2 separate regions of the Homo sapiens genome follow, and region 1 is linked to region 2. Evidence: chromatin contacts called from ENCODE Hi-C or POLR2A ChIA-PET data. All regions are on one chromosome and are shown on one strand. The core of a region is the stretch at or near the end of the contact, and the rest is flanking DNA. Distances in the headings are between cores, read along the strand shown. Region 1 holds the start of ATXN7L1 (ataxin 7 like 1). Region 2 overlaps LOC101927902 (a long non-coding RNA gene).

Region 1 (6,923 bases), core at 2,802-5,301, 930 kb before region 2:
TTTAATATCCTCAAATGAGAGAGCTAACATTCCCTCTTCTCTTCTTTTCAGTAATGTGGTGAAACAGCACATGAATCAGACTAAGTGAATGCAGGATACATAATAGATGCACATTTCTACAGAACCAGGTGTTATTCAAGTTAAATAGGTATTTTCCATTGTCATTAAAACAGAACAGATTTCTTTATTTGGTCTATGGGAGACTCTCCCTTTTAATTAAACCAACCACACTGTCATTTTCCTAAGAAAGATAATAAAACAATAAAAATATTTACATCCTTTTTTCTTCCTAAACATTAATCATGAGGGGAAGAGGGTGTTTTGCCTTTGCTAGATAGTTTTATCACATAGACATTATACTAATATGCTTTAAATTACTGTTTTACAGGTCACTTTATCCTTATTAAGGATGTATTAGATTCTTGTTGCCTCTAACAGCATTTGTAATTATTTACTACCAAAAGGAATTCAATTCTGTAATAAATCGATCACCATATATAGTTGATATATGAGTATTGATATGTATATAATACATACACAGCATGTAAACCTGAACACTACTTCCAACTGACCTCAATTTTCATCCAAAGTCAAGTGTAAATGTCTAGTAGTTTGATGAGCGATGCTTTCTTTATTCTCTGCCTCTCAGTTATGCAATTTGATTGACAGTCATGTTATCCAACACAGTCATAGATGGGTTATAGTTTCAACAAGTCAGTATTATTATGTCTATAGTCAATGGAGAGACTGGAGAAGGCTTAGAGTAAAGCAACTCTACAATTATACTCCATAACTAACTGCAACAATGTAGACATACTCTGTTATCAATTAAATGTGGCAATGCCTGTGAAGTCTTCTTTTGTAGAGATGCTAAATCACTTTTAGATTCTAGCCCACAATTTACCGTACTGTGGAGTAAAATCATCCCAAATAGAAGGAAATAATATTTGGGCTGTCAGACTCTCTTCAAGGTCCTGTGTAGTAACCTCCACTTGACAGACTCTGCTGGGAAAGTAAGCTCATGTTAAAATATGGAACCACTGATTTGCTTCACTATAACTGAGGTGTCCTGACTTCTGATGATAAGCCACCTTTGATTTTTTTGAGTGGTTTACAGTAGCTCCCAGAAGAGGAGACAGCATTCTGGAAGCTCAAGTCACTGACTCCCAGCAAGTGGCCCACTCACATGGCTACTAGCAGGATTAAGCTCCTCACTGGCTGTTGTATTGAGGGCCTCAGTTCCCCACTGGCTGATGACCAGAGGCCTCCCTCAGTTACCTGCCACACAGTCCTCTCCATAAGGCAGCTTACAACATGGAAGTGGGCTTCCCTTAGAGCAAGACAGGGCATGCAAGAGAGAGTGAGAGCAACAGAAGTGACAGCAGTTTTGTACCCTAACCTCAGAAATGACATCCCACCACTTTTGCTATATTCTCTTTGTTATCAGCAAGTGACTAAGTCTAGCCCACACTAAAGAAAAGAGGATTACACAAGGGCATGAACACCAGGAGGTACAGACCTTTGGGGCCACATTAGCTGCTGCCTACACCTTCCTTGCATGCACAACAACACAGGAATAAACATCAAAATAGATAATAAATAGAGGGAAAATAGGGAAGCAGAAGGGAAAGGGAAAGTGTTCCAGCATCTAATTACTCATGCCTCAGAGCTCTCGCATTCTCTCTCCCCACCTCTAAATCTAGCCCAACAGCACACCCTCTGATCAGGTGCTCTCTTCACAGTCTCACACCTGTCTCCTCTTCTCTACCTGCATAGCACCACCAAAGTTCAGGCTTTCATCTCTTCACACCATGAATATTGCAGCACTACTTTTCTAACCAGGCTCCGTACTCCAATCTTTCTAACTCACACTTTTAACTTATCTTTATGGTACAGAAAGCCCTTCAGTAGCTCCCCATTGTCAAACAAAATCCAGACTCTTTAGGCTGCCGTTTGGTGCCTTCCATAATTTGATCCAGGCCTGGGTATCAAAATGCATCACCCCCAAGCCCCCAGTAACAATTCTCCATCCCAGGCAAACCATGCTCAACACCCAAACACACCATGTTTATACTCAGCTTGAAGCCTCTGCTAATACCATTATTCCCCCTCCCTCCGCAAGACCAGTCTTCACCTTACCATTACAAATCTTTGGCAATTTCCAAGATGCAGAGCAGAGCCCATCTTCTGTTACGCAGTTTCTGTTCACTCCTAACTAGATTTCGGTTCCTCTATGAACTGGCACAGCTGAGAGACCACCCCACCCACTGCACAGGCCAGTCCCTGTGTACCTGCCTGTTTTCCCAAGGAATCGGTAAGTTTCACAACTTCCTTCTTCCAGAGACCACCAGACTGCATCTCTGTGAGGGTGAGGATGGGTCTCACTCATCTTTCCCTCCTGACAGGAGGGCACAGCTGTTCCATGACAGGCAATATTGGTTGACTTAAGATGGACAGATGGAAGGAAGGAAGGAAGGAAGGAAATGTCAAGCCCAGGGTCTAGCATATAACAAGAGGTCAACAAGTAATACATATTTGTTAACACCACCAATTCTTACAATGGGAATTCTTCACCCAGCGACACCTTAGCTATGTAGGAGCCCTTCGAAAGAGAGCAAAGGCAAATGCAGTTTATCTGAGTCTGACACAAACAAGCCGACTCACACAAACATCACAACTAAAGGCAAATCCGCAGCTCCTCCTTCATCGCCCATCCTAACACTGGCTTAGCGATACAGGGTGCCAAGCTCAGGGAAATTATTAGATGGTTCAGCCAGGGCAGAACTCAGTCAGTACAAAGCAACTTCCAATCAGTGCGCTTCAGCTGTGACAACTTGGGAAACAGCAGTGGTGAGAGCTAAAAGGGTGCTGGCGAAAGAGAAAAAAAAATATGTCGCTTGTGGGGTGAGGGCGGTGTCCATATAGTTTAGATAATTCTAGTAAACAAAAGGATTTGTTAAAAAGAAGTAACAGAAGACTTTTTAAAGCCTTCTTTAAAGGGTGAAAATCTCAACTAAAGCACCCAACGTCCAAAATCCAGAGGAAATCTAGCGCTCCCTTTCTAGCTGGCTAGAGCAGTTAAGCCTGAAGTGAATTCTCCCAGGAATCAGATTCCTGGCCAAAGGTTGCCTGCGCAAACCCGGGCCACCCTCGTCTCACGGCAGGGAGCGCTGGAAACGGCTCAGGGGCTAGGCCCGTTAGCGTCGTCTTCCAAGAGCCGTAAATTCGCCCTCCCGCTCTGCTGACCCTGGAGCAAAGTCCATGCAGTGGTTCTCTGAGAGCCGGAGATACGCACCGCGCGGGGAACCCGGGGGTCCGGGGGCCCTAACTTTTGAGTTTTGCACGCCCCGCAGCCTGAGATGGGAAGGTAGCTCGTAGCGCTCCAAACTCACCTGCGTTTCAGAACGACATCTACCCACTGGTTTCAGCTCCTAGAGCAACAACTGCAGAATCTCCATGGTCCAAAGTCCTCCAGGAAAGAGAAGAAAGGGGTGACGGGGGTGAGGGCTGGGAGGCGAGGTCACCAGGGTCCCTTCCCTGGCTCGGGTGGGGGTGGGGGGCGCAACCCCTCACGGCTCCTCCCCACCAAGCCGTCGGGACCCCAGCGGGGGCGCCTCGCGTTGGGCGACAGGGACGCGGGGAGAGAGCGACAAGCTGGAAGCAAGGGCTGCCTGCAAAACTTTCGGTCCTCCAGCGGCAACTCTGCGGGAAAGACCACCCTTCCTTCGGCCCCGCGTCGGGCCTATCCCCGTGTGCCCCGACCCCTGCGCCCCAGGCTTGGGCGGCGCCGCTGCATCCCGGCTGCCGGGCGCGCTGCAGCCTTCGCTCTCCCGCACGCGGCGCTCGCCCGTCCGCGCTGCCCCTCCCCGGCAGGCGGGCGGCCCCGGCGGGCGGGCGGGCGCGGACTGCAGGTGCCTCTCTGCTGCCCCTGGCGGCCGCGGGCGCGCGAGCCCCACCGAGCCGGCTCCGGGAGCCCGAGCGCCCGCCCCTCCTCCGCTCCCTCTCCCCTCCTCCTCCGCCGCCCTCCTCCCATCCCGCCCTTCCTCCCTCCCTCCCCCTTTCAGAACACTCAATGTCGGAACGTTCCGAAGATGACGTCGGAGCGTTCTCGAATCCCGTGTCTCTCGGCTGCTGCTGCCGAAGGAACAGGGAAAAAGCAACAAGAAGGAAGAGCAATGGCGACACTGGATCGCAAAGTGCCCAGTCCGGAGGCGTTTCTGGGCAAACCCTGGTCCTCCTGGATCGACGCCGCCAAATTACACTGCTCCGACAGTAAGAACCCCACCACCTCCTCCTCCTTTTATTATCCTGTAACCTTTCCATTCACCTAGAGCCACTGGGAAAAAGTGTGTGTGTGAGAGAGAGAGTGGCCCCCGGTGTCCTCCATGCTTCTCCCTCTCTCTCTAAATAAATACACACAGAGACAGATCATCAATGCACAGGGAGAGGCCCGGCTGCCAGGGCTGTCTGTCTGTCTGTGCCCGGCTCCCCGTGGCAGCCCGCGGGGTGGGCTCGCAGCCCCACGGTGTTGTCCGTTTAAAAGGCTACTTTGTTGCTGCTTGCATAGTTTTTTGGGTACCTATCTGGGCCAGGTAGATGGAAACCCAGACTTGGGAGAAAATGTTGCATTGTCAATTTTTGAAAGAATTTCATATACAGTATTTATATCGATCTGTTTGCAAATAAACACTCTCCCTCCCCCCTTGACTTTGGCTTTTTTCCCCCCTTTTTTCCTTATTTTCTGTTTTCCTTTTCTTTTTCATCTGCAGATGTAGATTTAGAAGAGGCTGGAAAAGAGGGTGGAAAAAGCAGGGAGGTTATGAGGCTTAATAAAGAAGGTAAGTGGAGCTACTGGCATTTTAGTGTTAGCATGTGTGGCAGAATCTTCACAGGATTTCGAATATAATGTGAATTGTTCTGCTGGGTACAGAGTGACTAAGGCTTGTCAAAAATTGAGCACGCCCAGGTGACTACTGCTTCATGTTAACTTCTTTCAAAGTATAAATACAACTGGGGGGGGGGTAAAGGGGGGTGAGACTGTTGAAGGCAGAAGTTTACTGCACTTCAGTTGGACTCCACGTTTGAACCTTCTGATGCATATCTGCCATTCTCCTTGGGAGCATCATTGCCAAATGGTGGGGCGTTAAAATTTCTGAAATGAAGAGTGGAGTTCCCTTCACAAGCATCCCAGCCTTTCTCGTGGGTGAATGCACAACAGCTTAATGAACCCCACATGGTCAGTCATTCCAGCAGCTACTTCTCCACTCACCACTGAAAACCATTGTACATGGCAAACCTTTGCAGCAAGTTACATTTGGCCCACTTTGCATTTGGTCACAGATTGTTATGTGGCAAGCAGGGTTAGGAGCATCTGTATGTGCAGCCCCTCAGCAGTCATCATCTCTCTTTTCCCAGCATGGAAATACGGTACCTGAAATGGGACACACTGAGTAGATAGGTCATCCCAGACCAAGATATGCAAGAGAAGCCACAACCTGCTGCAATTGGGCATCAAACACATATGGTCGTCATAAATAAATCATATCCTGTTCTCATTTGCAAGCCTGCCGTATGTAACTCTGGCCTATGGGCTTCAAATGGAGCAACTCCGGGGGCCACTTGCTGCTAAGCAAATAGGTGGATTCATTTGAATTGTGATTCACTAACTGATGTCTTATAAACATAATTGGCTGAAATTGGGGGTGGGAAGATGGCACAAGGGGACAGAAGAGGTTGGTGGTATTGAAAGAGTTCAGACATAAGTAGGCCATAGGTGCATTGGTCATCCCAAATGAATGGAGAAAAGGCCATTAGATGCCAAAGAATGGTCCCCCTCATAAAAAGGGATGTCACCCTGGAAGGCAGCTGAAGCCTGCGTGGAAAGATGGAACTCATTTTATGAATCAACACTTCAGATGGTTGGTTTTCTGTGCCCAATCATTTCCTGACCATCCACTGAGAGGAAATTTTGTGCTTCAGAAAAAATAACATGAAGGTTAAAATGCGTACATATTCAAGGACAGTTCCCTAGCATAATGTTTCTGCTAATTAAGCACTTTGGGAACAAAACATTATTCTAAAGATGTTTGCTTCTAAATATCTTAGTGTGATCTTGACAGGTGTCTTCAGGATGCACGAGGGATTGATGTCAAGTGGACTTCTTACAAGTGGCAGCTTATTTGTGTTAAATGTTCATGTGTGTTGGCAGTGGGAAGCATCACTAGAGATTATTTTTCTTCACACACAAACTCTTGAGATCTCTAAGTGCTTGCAAGACCCAGTTATCAGGCTACTGGCAACGTGTCCATAAAAGATGATGAGGCTGTGGAAATCTTTAAATTAAAGTTGAGTAAAGGTCATGGTATAGCACAGGATTGTCACCTCTCAGGTCTGGGTGATGCGTTATGACTATCACACACAAAACTCACATCCTTTCCCCCCAGTCCCTGTTTCTATTTCAGAAGACTGTTGTTCTCAGATTCTCTTTGCCTCATGAGAAACAGATTTTTTTTTTTTTTTTTTTTTTGATACGGATTCTCACTCTGTCGCCAGGCTGGAGTACAGTGGTACGATCTTGGCTCACTGCAACCTCCGCCTCCCGGGTTCAAGCGATTCTCCTGCCTCAGCCTCCTGCATAGCTGGAACTACAGGCACGTGCCACCACACCCAGTTAATTTTTGTATTTTTAGTAGAGACGGGGTTTCACCATGTTGGCCAGGATGGTCTTGATCTCTTGACCTCGTGATCTGCCCACTTGGCCTCCCGAAGTGCTGGAATTACAGGCATGAGCCACCGTGCCTGGCTGAGAAACGGATTCTTTTAAGAAAAAATGAAAAGCTCTCCTTTCCTCAGAAGTCACAGGTGGTACATCCCGCTTATTAGGTCCTTTGTCCTATAAAGGTACGAAGATTTAGCTCCTAATT
Region 2 (6,785 bases), core at 2,046-4,545:
AGAAATAGAGTATAAATAACTCAAGCTCCCATATTCAAAATAACAGGCATCGAGGGGCTTTTGAAGGGAAAAAAAAAAGCAGCAATCAACATTTCTGTGGGTTCCTTATTCAGCAACCTGTGGTCCACCTCCAACCCTCCACCAAGAAGACCAGTCAACGATTATACAAATGCCTCTAGTTCCGTATTCCATAGATTTGCCCTACCTAGATCTACAAAAAAAGTGAGACCACATCCCCTTAGGCAGCATCTTACCATTGCTGTGTGTTGAGGCACCTGCTCCATTCACTTACATATTCAACAAATATTTTATAAATGTGTACTATGTACCACATGTTGTGCCAGGTGCTGAAGACAAAGCAGTGGGTGAGATAAATCCAGCATCTATCCTCCTGCAGTTCAGACAGTGGCTCTTAGCTTCTGTGATTGGCTGAAGCCATTTTTGTTCAACACATGAAAGAGCACTTAAATATTCTTTCCCAAAGACCTCACAGCTTCAAAAATACCAAAATACCACCATCTTCCCAAGGTGAACACTAGACTGTGAGTTTCTCCTCATTTTATGGAAAGTGATGGGAAAACACCCAGATGATTTTGCAGTACTCCTGGTGCTTCATTCTCAGGGGCAAAATTGGGCATAAAACCTAGGTATCTAGATCGTGTCTGCAAAGGAAGCAATTGCTCTAATTCTGATAATCGGCCTTTCCTTTACATGCCTCTGAGACAGGGTCTTGCTCTGTCGCCCAGGCTGGAGTGCAGTGCCACAATCTCGGTTCACTGCAACCTCTGCCTCCTGGGTTTAAGCGATTCTCAGGCCTCAGCCTCCAGAGTAGCTGGGATTACAGGTACACACCACCACACCCAGCTAATTTTTGTATTTTTGGTAGAGATGGGGTTTCATCATGTTTGCCAGCCTGGCCTCAAACTCCTGGCCTCAAGCAATCTGCTCGCCTCGGTCTCCCAAACTGCTGGGATTACAGGCGTGAGCCACCGTGCCCAGCCTACATGCCTCTTCTAAATCAATCATGTTTCATGATTGCAAATTTTGCATTTATTTTGTGCTGGACTCCCAAGTTCTTTTATAATAAACAATAGTCACCATTTATTAAATATTCACTAGGTTCCAGGCATCCAGGCTAAGCCCTTTACACTAAATCATGTAGTCTTCCCAATTATAAGTACCATCATGGTAGCCATTGTATAGAGGAGAACACTGAGGCTTAGAGAGGGTCAATAAAATTCCCGAGGTCACACATCTAATAAGAGCAGACATGATTAGAGAAGTCACATCAATAGAGGTACAGAAGTCTCTGGTATGATGAATAAGCTATAGCTCAAGTATTAATAGTAATCATTAACTTCTTTTTTCTTTTTTTTTTTTTTTTGAGATGGAGTCTCTGTTGCCCAGGCTGGAGTGCAGTGGCACAATCTTGGCTCACTGCAACCTCCACCCCCCAGGTTCAAGTGATTCTCCTGCCTCAGCCTCCAGAGAAGCTGGGATTACAGTGGCCACCACCATGCCCAGCTAATTTTTGTATTTTTAATAGAGATGGGTTTTTGCCATGTTGGTCAGGCTGGTCTCAAACTTCTGACCTCAGGTGATCCTCCCACCTCGGCCTCCCAAAGTGCTGGCATTACAGGCATGCATGAGCCACTGCGCTCGGCCTGTAATCACTAACTTCTATTGAGCATTTACTATTGTGCCAGGTACTAAGTGCTTTACGTATATTTATTAGAAGGGAAAAAGATTCTTCCTCATCCCTTACATTTCCTTCCATGTGGAAGAAGCTTCTCTGGCATGAGATTTCTGACCTGTCTCCCTGCTCTTTGACTCATTCCTGCCCAGGAGGGTGGTGGTGGTGGTGAAGAGGGTGGTACAGGAAGAGGAGCAACTTCTCAATGGAGACGCTGGGGAGGAACTGGAGATGCATAGCTCAGCCCATCTCTGTCCTCTTGGCAGCCATCCTCCTCCAGAGCATGCTTTGGGCTCTGCTCTCCCAGGCTCCACTGTTTACAGGGACAGTTTCCAACTGGGGGGCATGCCCCAGCCTGCGTGGGTACCCTGCCTAATTCTGGCATTCACTTACCCACAAATGTAAACCATGGACTCCTATATAAAATGTATCAGTGATAAAGTTGATGTTTTGATCCCATTTGCTTTTTTTTTTTTTTTTTTTTTGAGATGAAGTCTCGTTCTGTCACCCAGGCTGGAATGCAGTGGGGTGATCTCGGCTCACTGCAACCTCCACTTCCTGGGTTCAAGTGATTCTACTGCCTCAGCCTTCCGAGTAGCTGGGATTACAGGTGTGTACTACCACACCCAGATAATTTTTGTATTTTCAGTAGAGACAGGGTTTCTCCATGTTGGCCAGGCTGGTCTTGAATTCCTGACCTCAAGTGATCTGCTTGCCTTGGCCTCCTAAAGTGCTGGGATTACAGGAGAGAGCCACTGCTCCTGGCCAATCCCATTTGTTTTTATTTCTCCTTGCCCAGCTCTTAATTACTCAGAACTTGGGAAGGGAAGAGAGGTTTCCTCTATTATAGTCTCTCAAATCTCCAAACTATTAACTCATTTAATCCTAACAAAAATTCCATTAGAGGACAGGGAGCAATGGCTCATGCCTGTAATCCTAGCACTTGAGAGGTGCAGTTGGGAGGATCTCTTGAGGCCAGGAGTTCAAGACCATCCTGGGCAACATAGTGAGACCCTGTCTCTACCAAAAATTAAAAGAAAAAAAGAATTCCATTAGAAAAGTACTCTTATTATCCTCTCAGATGAGGAAACTGAGCATTTGGCCTTTTGGTTGAAATACAAATATTTGCTCTCAGTCCAGGATCAGATGAAATTAAAGCATATAAGAGTGTTTGCAAACTGTTAAAGCTATGTATACAGAAGGCAATGAGGGTGGTGGTTCTGGCTTTCACACCCACTGGCAGTAGGACTCTGAGCAAGTACTTTCCGGACTTTAGTTCCTTTATCAGGAAAGTGAGGGGTGGGAGAGGCTGATCTGTGCAGATCCTTCCTGTTCTAACGCCTGTGACCACGAATCAGTGATGACTAGCCATTGACTGTTTTCTCCTGGCTTCCTCTGCGTCATTGAGGACTTTTGGATGCTGACTTTTCCCGATTGAGCTAGGCCCAGTCCCTGGGGAACACAGGCCACCTGAAACTCCCCCTCGTTGAATGGGCTGGGCTCAGTCATCTGAGGTTTGCTGCTCGGTTGCCTTTGGTTGCTGCAGCAACATAACACACGCCCACACTTCCGTTTCTGAGAGTGCGATGAAGGCTGATCTCCTCCTGTCGGCCACAGGGGCTCTCCCAGGCCCTGCCGCTCACAGTACTTCCTGGCTTCCTCACAAGGCCACCCGAGGGGAGGGGAAAGAAACCCACTAGTCATTCCTCGGGGGTTGTGGGAGTTGAAGTGAATACTTCCCCGGAAAAAAAAAAAAAAGGCACATCTCCATCAGGTCAGCACTGAGGGGCTAAAATCTCAAGAGATTCAGACTCAGTATTAAGAGACTGATTTGGCTGGGCGCAGTGGCTCATGCCTGTAATCCCAACACTTTGGGACGCCGAGGCGGGCGGATCGCCTGAGGTCAGGAGTTTGAGACCAGCCTGGGCAACATGGTGAAACTCCGTCTCTACTAAAAATACAAAAAATTAGCTGGGTGTAGTGGCAGGCACCTGTGATCCCAGCTACTCGGGAGGCTGAGGCAGGAGAACTCCTTGAACCCGGGAGGTGGAGGTTGCCGTGAGCCAAGATAGTGCCACTGCACTCCAGCCTGGGCGACAGAGTGAGACTCTGTCTCAAAAAAAATAAAATAAAATAAAGACTGATTTAGAACAGTGTTTGTGAACAGGATTTCTGCTTGCTGACGCCGTTGGAAGAGCCTGTGTTTTTGAAATGATTGACGTCATGAAATCTAGTTTGGTCACCAGGATATGGGGTTGACAAAGACCTTGTGGCAGGCCTTTACTATAAGTTTCATCTAATTCTGAAATTCAGTGCTTTCACACCGGAAGTGAGCAAAATAACAAAGAACAGAAAGTGGAAAAAACATTCTGACCTAGTGGAAACTATCTTTTGCCCACCTGCATTCCTGCAAAATAGCAGTCAAATTAGCCCAGATATCTACCTTTGAGGGGGTCCCCAGATGGTGTATCTCCCAAAGGGATTTTGTCGATGAATTTAACGCCCCAGTTATTCAGAAGAGAGTTCTAAAGGCATTATTAGAGGAACCTGAGGTTGTTTCTCTCTGCCTCCATAACAAAATAGCTCACTCTTTTGCACACCTGAATAAAGAAACTACACTGGGATCAGGAAATAAGGGCAGAGCCAGGGCAAATTCCGAACCAATGCAAGAAAACCTTTAAATGCAATTGCCCGGATAGTTCTCCCATTGAGAGGAACAGGATGTGTGCTGGCTTTAGCCAAGAGGAATGGGCTAGATAAGATGAGCATAGATTTTGAACATGCAAAAGGGTGAGGTGACCAGAGGGAAAAGGCGAGCAGCCAGGATAAGAAGACTCCTCTGTCCTTCTGACCCTTGCCCTCACAGGACCTGCTCCTACCAGCAACCAGCAGACACTTCCTCACTTAGGTGGGGGACTGAGGCTGTGGCCCTTGATGGCATTGTTCCCAGAATGGAAAATGTGGGTGTTGGCAACCATATCAAAGGCCTCTGATTGTTTAGAAACCTTTACAGCTCTGATCACCAGACCGCAAAGCCCAAGGGCCGTTCAAGGCCTGTGGAAACTTTGGAACAATAGACTTGGCCCCCTGCCTATCTGTTTTCGTGGCTTTCTGAAAGAGGTAGACGGGGCCTCCAGCCACTCTACGCTCCAGCCCAACCATCAACCTATCAATCTTCTTCAAGCCGGTTCTCACAAGCCAGCACTGGTTAGAGATCGGAGCTGAGATGAGTGCACTCTGCTCTTCAGAGACTGAGACTAGATTGAGAAGAAGGAGGTACCGGATCAGCGTACAAAGTCCAATGGGTGCCAAAAGACTCAGCAACCATGATAAACAATATTTTAATGCAACCACTAAAAAATAAAAATAAAAAATTATCCACGATGAACAAAATATCAAAAATTTTAAAAGAACTGCACTAAAATATTTATCTTGTTTACTGAGTTTTTTGGCGGCCCCTTAAATTTTGCACCCATGGGCCCGGCATTGTGGCTCACACCTGTAATCCCAACACTTTGGGAGGCTGAGGTGGGTGGATCACCTGAGGTCAGGAGTTCAAGACCAGCCTGGCCAACACAGTGAAACCCGTCTCTGCTAAAAATACAAAAATCAGCTGGCTGTGGTGGCACACACCTGTAATCCCAGCTAGTCGGGAGGCTGAGGCAGGAGAATCAGCTTGAACCTGAGAGGCAGAGGTTGCAGTGAGCCGAGATCGCTCCACTGCACTCCAGCCTGGGTGACAGAGCGAGACTCCATCTAAAAAAAAAAAATTGAATTTTGCACCCATGTTGAGTGCCTCCTATGCCTCACTCTAGTCCCTGCTCTGCTGTGAAATGGTGTGCTGTTGACAGGCACTCAGAAATATGAAACATGGAAATGCTCATTTTGATTATCAGGAGGTGAGGGTCCTCCAAGATGTGTGGAATGTGTTGCCCAGATAACCCAGGCCATGTTGCTTTTTTGTCTTTCTTTTTTAGAGACAGTGTATCACTCTGTTGCCCAGGCTGTAGTGCAGTGGGACAGTCATAGCTTGCTGCATTACTTCAAGCAATCCTGCTGCCTCAGCCTTCTAAGTAGCTGGGACTACAGACGCAAACCACCAGCTAATTTTCTAATTTTTTTTTTTTGATGGACTCTCACTCTGTCACTCAGGCTGGAGTGCAGTGGCACGGTCTCGGCTCGCTGCAACCTCCACCTCCTGGGTTCAAGTGATTCTCCTGCCTCAGCCTCCCAAGTAGCTGGGATTACAGGCATGCGCCACCACACCAGGCTAATTTTGTATTTTTAGTAGAGATGGGGTTTCTCCATGTTGGTCACGCTGGTCTGGAACTCCTGACCTCAGGTGACCTGCCCCCCTCGGCCTCTCAAAGTGGTGGGATTACAGGCATGAGCCACCGTGCCTGGCCTCTAATTTTTTATAGAGATGGGGTCTCACTATGTTCCCTGGGCTCGTCTCAAATTCTTGGCCTTAAGCGATCCTCCTACCTTGGCCTCCCAAAGGGTTGGGATTACAGGCATGAGCCACTGTGCCTGGACACATGTTTCTTAAGACCTAGGTGTTGAAGTTACAATTATGCCAGGGAATACAACTGGAAAGCTGCCTAGAAGAGCTGCAGTCCAGGCTACCCGAACCTTCCATAGGAGACTGGGGCAAGCGTCTGGGGGAGGCGGTTGCCTGCTTGGTATCATCTAAAAAGGATTGGAAAGGTTCCTTTCTCTAAGGGTCTCTTCTAGACATGCCATCAGTAGAGTTGTCAATCCTTTGGCTCTTGTAATTGTCTTGGTTTTAAAGAAACTTCCATTAAAATAATATAACTATCTCTGTGGTTATTATTGGCAGAGATCTTAGCAGAGTCTTACTTATTCATTCATTCAACAAGCATTGAGCACCACATACCAGGAATGCCCAGTCTAATGAGAGTGGCAAGGTGGAGGCCAGGGCAGGATGGCAGAGGGGCCACTCATTCGATTCTGATCTGCTTCCACCCGGGACTGCAACTGAGGAAGAGCAAGATTCAGAGCAGGTGCCTACCTGGGATCACAAGAGAGAGGTGCAGGAAGAGACAGGGAGAGCCCTCAAAACACTTCTCAC

What was found. Hi-C counts contacts between places; a loop is a spot of excess contacts on that map. ChIA-PET counts read pairs that join two places held with the same protein, here RNA polymerase II (POLR2A). Pooled maps may share reads with other maps.
Region 1: a loop to region 2 is called in a map of naive thymus-derived CD4-positive, alpha-beta T cell, with 8 times the contacts of the local background. The contact joins the promoter of ATXN7L1 here to the enhancer-like site in region 2. A Hi-C loop is called at or near these places in 1 of 168 maps with a recorded cell type or tissue (naive thymus-derived CD4-positive, alpha-beta T cell) and 5 of 50 pooled maps. POLR2A ChIA-PET finds 5 or more read pairs at or near these places in 1 of 52 experiments (activated CD4-positive, alpha-beta T cell).

What each region holds. Positions count from the first base shown.
Region 1 is chr7:105,873,727-105,880,649 of GRCh38, reverse strand. ATXN7L1 (ataxin 7 like 1) reads left to right here and starts at 4,051. Exons shown (of 12, transcript NM_020725.2): 1 at 4,051-4,272; 2 at 4,770-4,838. The coding sequence starts at 4,092. RefSeq lists a silencer at 3,799-4,008.
Region 2 is chr7:104,941,686-104,948,470 of GRCh38, reverse strand. The region is part of intron 1 of LOC101927902 (a long non-coding RNA gene); the gene reads right to left. Among named protein-coding and RNA genes, the nearest start is that of LHFPL3-AS2, 18 kb to the right of the region's middle. RefSeq lists enhancers at 2,813-2,882, 3,115-3,409, 3,203-3,512, 3,823-3,872, 4,513-4,572. Within about 2 kb of position 3,295, at least 37 of the 41 ENCODE cell types and tissues checked have a DNase peak (open chromatin) inside an H3K27ac peak, as active enhancers do.